Linked DNA regions of Homo sapiens: region 2 is linked to region 1. A link is a contact called in ENCODE Hi-C or POLR2A ChIA-PET data. All regions are on one chromosome and are shown on one strand. Each heading gives the region's core, a stretch centred on a gene start or an enhancer-like site at or near the end of the contact. The rest is flanking DNA. Distances are from core to core; before and after follow the strand shown.

Region 1 (3,139 bases), core at 459-2,958:
TATATAAATAGATGATATTAAAGACAAAGGTAAAGAATACTCAAAACTAGTCACTGAGGTTACTGATGCCTAATGTATTCATGTGGCAGAAATGCTATATGGTGGGGCACTGCCATGCAGTCAGTTGACCTCACGTTGGTAGCTTGACATTGGCTATGATGGGAATCTTCACACCATAAAAGTTGGGAAACATTTTAAATCAGGTAATGTTAAGTGTTTACCAACACAACACTAGGCAGGACCATGTATACCAAAGAATAGTCAAAGAAAGAGCAAAGCCTTTCTAAGCACTAATTTAGTTTGGCTGAGATGGTGAATTGGATTGAGGTGTAAACAGGGCTAGAGAGACTCTTCACAGACTTAGAGGGCTCTAGAAATTAGAAAACCCTTGGAGAATACCTGACTCAACAACCAGATTTGACCAATGAGAAAACTGAGGCCCTAGTGGTAATCTCCCCAAAACTAAACCACAAACGCATGGCAGCTAGGGCTTGAATGACACAGAAGATTTTCTTCTCTTTCACACATTGCACATGAAATGTCTGAGTAATCAAAGTTACTGTCAGTCTCACTCTCTTTTTTTCTCTATGCTTCCTAGTTCCAAAGCTGGGCTTACTAATTTTCTCATATATAGGACCAGTCTCACTGTACATCCCTAATATTGATATTGACCTAAGAAGTATTTAAATAAATGCCAGTCCCAATCCCATCCACCCCAACATAACCTGTGAGGCTTCCTAAAGTTTTCTATTTTGAATGACCCAGAATTTCCCCCATGTTATACTTCTCTCTGCTGCAGTTCTTCTATACTTTGAATTGGGCTCCTATGCCTGATGCCTCACCAGGATTCCTTACATGTTGATGTCCTTCTACTACATCTTGCAACTCTGGCACAGATCACTTGACTAAAATGAGACTGGGAATTACAATTATTTTAGATTGAGTCATTTTCCCACCATGTTGCTCTCATCCTGTCCTCCTGCTTCTCTATCTAACACCTCCCTTCCTTTCCCTTTTCTCTCAAATCTGACCAGGTACAGAACTCCTTTTTTCTCGTCTTCTGGGCTACTACATAGCCATGCTTCACTATAACATACCAAATGTGTTCCTTACACGTCGATCTTGGCAGTAGGATATACAATCAGAATTCTCATTATTCTTGACCCAAGGAGAGAGAATTGTTGATAAAATTGGCAACAACAAGGACAAACATGATTTATTTATATATTGATTTAAGAAATATGGGAAGCCTAGCCATAAAAGGCAGTATTTTATGTACTTGGCAAAAATATGAAAAATATAATAATTGAGGGCAAAGGTGTTGCTCTAAGAATTATTCTTAGAGGTGAAATTCAGAATAGTTATTTATGGACCTGGAGACCAAATAATAAAGGGGAAAGGAATTAGGAATTTTAGAAAAATATTGTTTTAGGCAAGAAGAAAGACACACAGAGGAGGTTAGCTGGGGTAGCAGTGTGCGAGGGGAGCAACAGAGGATGCGTATGAGCAGAGAATGAGGAAGGGCTATGAGGAACTTTGAAAGGGTGGAAACTTGGACTTTTGAAGGTAGGAATAGATTGGTGGAGAGATGTGGCTACAACAGAAGTTTGGAATGAACATTGGCAAAGAATCTCCTCATGGCGTGTTGGGAAAGATGGATGAAAGAGTAAGTGAGGTGAAAGGAAGGGAAATTGAGTCATAGTCCCCCAGTCCAAATATGCACTGCTGAAGGGAATTGAGCCAACAGCAAAGCTTAAAAAGAACTCATGACTGGATATCCTCAATGAGAGTGAAACCTCTTTCTTCCAGTTCCTGCTTGAAAATATAAACAACATGCAAATTCAAACAAAAAAATTCTTCCTCTGTCACGTTGAGAAACCCTCTGTTTACTTTGTTGTTGTGACTCACTTTGAGAGTATTCTTACAAGAATGCAATTTGTAGGGATGGGCAGACCTGTAGGGGGAAAAACAAGAACCTCTCTGGAATGTTTACCCATTCTTGGGACCATAGATTTTTTTTTTTTCTACAAAGGTCTCTATTCCTTTTTAAAAGACTCAGTTTAGTTTTGGAGAGGAAAAATATCTCAGATATAACAGCATAACTGGGGTGAGGTACACAAGACTTCTAAGAATCATTTTTTAAAGAAGCAATAGAAGATGCCCAATGATGTAAAACAAAAATCACTTTTCTTAATTCAAGTTTTACCCAAGTGGATACCAAGAGACAGGAAAACTTACAGGAATGGAATGATGGATGGTCATACTTGGACGTGCTAGCCCAGGAATGAAGAAGACTTAGACATGTTATAGTTAATTGTAGCTAAATGGAAGAAAAGGAGACAGGGAAAGCAAGAGGTAAATACAGGTCAAATCAAATCAAAGAATCAAAGCCCTGTGCTTCAGATGAAGTATTTTAATGATACAAATTGTCTGTGTCAGGGGCTTAAATGTGTACATTTAGGGGTACTGTCTCAAAAAAAATGAGCTTTCTTCCACAAAACTAAAATCCACATGGACAATTTTGAATCGGATGGATGAGAAAGCAAAGTAAGTTCTCCGTAAATACACAGATGCTGTTAAAGGATTGGTGCCTTTTTTTCTTGTCTTTTTTCCTTTTTTGGAGGGTGGAGGTGGGGCTAGATAATCTTGGCTTTAGAACATTTAATCCTGACATACTTTATAAGGAGCTGCATTCAGCAAAGTCTTTTGACATTCTTAATTTGCCTATCTTTGATCTCTGGAGAGATGAATCTGAGGTTATGGTGGTTCTAAAGAAAAAAACATTAATTCAATGACACATGTGTGAGAGAGGAATGAGCTAGAAATTAGGAGAGAATATGTAGTTGGGGGGTTCAGTGGCGTTTCAGCATTTCTGGGGAGTACTGTACAGTGGGGGCTCTGTGTGAAGCCTTTGAGCCAAGTGGTTGGAGACAAGGTAGATGGTATTTTAAAGGGCATCAGAACAATACTAATTAATCTGTTTTATTTTCACCTTCTGCTTAGGATTTTTTTTTTTCTGAAAGCACTTACACTTAACAAAGAAAAACCTTATTTGAGGAGCAAATACACAATCTTTCCTAACTCTTTTTAGAAGCCAAATGCAATTCAAATACACCTAGTCCTTCCTAAAATGCTTTAT
Region 2 (3,139 bases), core at 378-2,877, 220 kb before region 1:
AACTAAGTTCAGATAAGAAGAACATTTTCTATATATTTCTGGCTACTTTTTCTTCTTCCAAATGGTTTCGGATCAGAAATTTCACTGAAACACACTTGAGAAAAGAATGCTTAATATACATGGGCAGCTGATGTCAAATTCTACATTTGTAATATGTTCTAACCCTGTGATATTTTATGGCCTACATATATATCAATGTTATAAAATCATGTCAGTCCCCCTTTTCTTCTTACAGCATTAGTCTTTGTGGTACTGGAAATGGACTTGCCTTTTAAGACTATAACTGTTCCCTGCTTTCCTGTGGAACTGAGGTTTTCAAACGGAAAATCTGAGTCCAAACTCCCTGACTTTAGCATTGGGAAAACACTTGCTGAGAGGCAATTGTTTAGATTTTAGGAGTTGGTGAGGAAGTATGAAGGAAAAAAATAATCCTTTTTCCAGGTGAAGGACAGTTTAATTAAGGCCTTAACCTAGACATGTCCCTCTTATAGAAATCCCAAATGTTTCTCTCCCTAACACGGATTGAAGGGTGTGTATTCTTTAAGATCATGTCATTTGCTTCTTCTCTCAAATGTCACTGGGGAGTATGACTCAGTAGAATTTGTTCTTCTAAAGTAGGTAGCAGCCAACGATTTCTGTAAAGGACTAAATAGTAAGTATTTTAGTCTTTGTAGGCTATACAGTTGCTGTTTACAATGGCTTAATTCAGTGTTGCAATGTGAAAGCAGCCATATCCGATGTGTTAAAAAAAAAATGGGGTGTGTGTGGCTGTGTTCCAATAAAACTTTATTTAAAAAAACAAGCAGTGGGCTAAATTTGGCCTCTGGGTCATAGGTAGCTGATCCCTGTCCTAGATGATAATCACCAGAAAAGATAACCAGTTCATTCAAGTGATTGCCCAGTGAAATAATGTTCTCCAATTATCTTAGGAAGTTCTAGATTGAACTGTATGTTAAACAAAGATGCCTGACCCATTCAAAACCATAGTCTTAAGGGATGAGGTGCTGTGCATGGGACAGGGAGACCTGCTGGTGACTGTAGCTTGTCTGTCTATTCCTCGTAGTATGTTCACGGATCTCCATGTTTTCTTCAGGCACATCAGTGAGACTAAATGGTGTAAAGTCCTCCCTTCTTGTCTCCCTGGCTCCTCTTTTGGGAAACCCAGCCTGGTATTATAGTCTGAGTATTATTCATAGTCCCTCATTTGTCAATTTCCTGGTTGCTGCCCTTGCTAATCTTAATCCATTGCTTATAGGAGGGACTGGGTTCCCTCTTAACCTTTTACAGCCTCAAAACCCACACAAGAAGGCAAGTCACACTTTCCATTTGTCATGCCTACCCGTTTTCCCCTCCCCCTGCCCTTCTGGCTCTCATAGCATTTTCTCAACCTGGGAATAAATGGAAAGATGCCTAGCGATTTTCTTTTTTTTTGATTAAAGACTTCAAGTCAGGTTATTTAATTCATTTGCAGACTCAGGCAACATCTACTGAGCTAATAGCCACTAGCAGAACAAAAGGCAAGGTGGGGCTGGCAGGTGTTGGAAGCAGTCACCAAGATAATCTGAGGTTTGGCATGTCCTGTTTTGATAGTAAAAAGCTTTTAAGTACATTAAAAGATTTCCAAATGTCCAGAGGATGTGGGAAAGCTAATAAGCATGATGGTAGAGTCCTTGGTAAGTGTGCTGTGTATGTGGTGACTAATCAGAAGTATGGCTGCTATTTAGTTTTTGAGGGAGCTCAGGAGGAAGGACCTGGCACTCAGAGCTTCAGTTGATTTCATGAGTGTAAGGATCGGAGCCAGCACTCAACCTGTGTCCTCAGATGGGCAAAGGGAGAAAATCTCTTTTCCATTTTCTGAGTCATGATACTTAATCGCGACCAGCTATCTTCTTTGGGGTTTTTATTTCTTTGTTCCTTTCCCATTTGCATTGTTTCCTAGAGTTTCCATGAGCAGGAACTCAGTTTTCCACGGAGCTGACTCATCCAACCCTCTGCTGTCAGGTTTAAAACAAATATAATTAGAAAACCTACAGCTGGGCAACATAAAGGTTGTAAACTAAACTCCCTAAAGTCAGGGGAAACAGAGTGAGTCACTTATGTGTCTGGATGTAAAAATGCTTACATTTAGCTACTCAACTGGTCATTGAAAATAGACTACCAGGCAATCAAGGGAGTGAGCATGGGAGGTGAGACACGTGGGACTAAGTTCTACCTGTAAGAATTATCCATTTGGGGTAGGTTTGGTTGGTTCTATTTCCACTATAAGAACTGTGGCTCATGACCTGATATATCTTTCTAAGTAGAGGTGGCAGGTTCCACTGTGAGAGCTGGGCACTTATTGTAACAAAATTGAGCAATCTGGGGAGAATTGTTCTAGTGCAGAGAAAATGGCTTCCTGCTCAGGATTGTTTTGAAATGCATGGCCTCTTGAATCACATACCATGCTTGTTCCCCTAGCAAAGCATAAGACTTGTTATGTTTTTAGAGTTTACTTGTTCTGAGCTGTGAGGATAGAGACTCTTCTTTTCCCTTTTCAATCTTTAATCTCCGAGTTCAGTTTTCTCTGCACATAACTAGAGTTTGGCAGTCTACATTATTTTTCAGATGGATCAACTCTTCATCAGGAGAGACATAAATAAAGCTCGTGGCTTGGCAAATGGCTTTAACTGTTTTAGTCTAAACCAATTCTCCAACGTCAAGGGCGAGGGCTACCTTCCTTGCACGTTTACTGTTCAACAAAATTGGCTTCTCATTCCATCATCTTTTTCCTGAGAAATAAAAGTGCATACTGCTGGCCGGGCATGGTGGCACACGCCTGCAATCCCAGCACTTTGGGAGGCCGAGGCTGGCAGATCACGAGGTCAGGAGATCAAGACCATCCTGGGTAACACAGTGAAACCCTGTCTCTACTAAAAATATAAAAAATTAGCCAGGCATGGTGGCATGCACCTGTAATCCCAGCTACTCGGGAGGCTGAGGCAGGAGAATCACTTGAACCCGGGAGGCAGAGTTTGCAGTGAGCCAAGATCGCACCACTGCACTCCAGCCTGGGCAACAGAGCGAGACTCCATCTCAAAAAGAAAAAAGTACATACACCTATGAATTGTCTTATTATCTTACTACTATATTAGCCTAAAAT

The links. Hi-C counts contacts between places; a loop is a spot of excess contacts on that map. ChIA-PET counts read pairs that join two places held with the same protein, here RNA polymerase II (POLR2A). Pooled maps may share reads with other maps.
Region 2: a map of PC-3 shows a loop between it and region 1 (14-fold over the local background). The contact joins two enhancer-like sites. A Hi-C loop is called at or near these places in 1 of 168 maps with a recorded cell type or tissue (PC-3) and 1 of 50 pooled maps. POLR2A ChIA-PET finds 5 or more read pairs at or near these places in 1 of 52 experiments (K562).

Annotation. Positions count from the first base shown.
Region 1 is chr17:69,760,308-69,763,446 of GRCh38, forward strand. All of the region lies in intron 3 of LINC01483 (long intergenic non-protein coding RNA 1483), which reads left to right. Among named protein-coding and RNA genes, the nearest start is that of LINC01483, 170 kb to the left of the region's middle. RefSeq lists an enhancer at 1,270-2,469. Within about 2 kb of position 1,709, at least 6 of the 41 ENCODE cell types and tissues checked have a DNase peak (open chromatin) inside an H3K27ac peak, as active enhancers do; they include PC-3, where a contact is called at or near this core.
Region 2 is chr17:69,538,189-69,541,327 of GRCh38, forward strand. All of the region lies in intron 11 of MAP2K6 (mitogen-activated protein kinase kinase 6), which reads left to right. Among named protein-coding and RNA genes, the nearest start is that of MAP2K6-AS1, 54 kb to the left of the region's middle. Within about 2 kb of position 1,628, at least 7 of the 41 ENCODE cell types and tissues checked have a DNase peak (open chromatin) inside an H3K27ac peak, as active enhancers do; they include PC-3, where a contact is called at or near this core.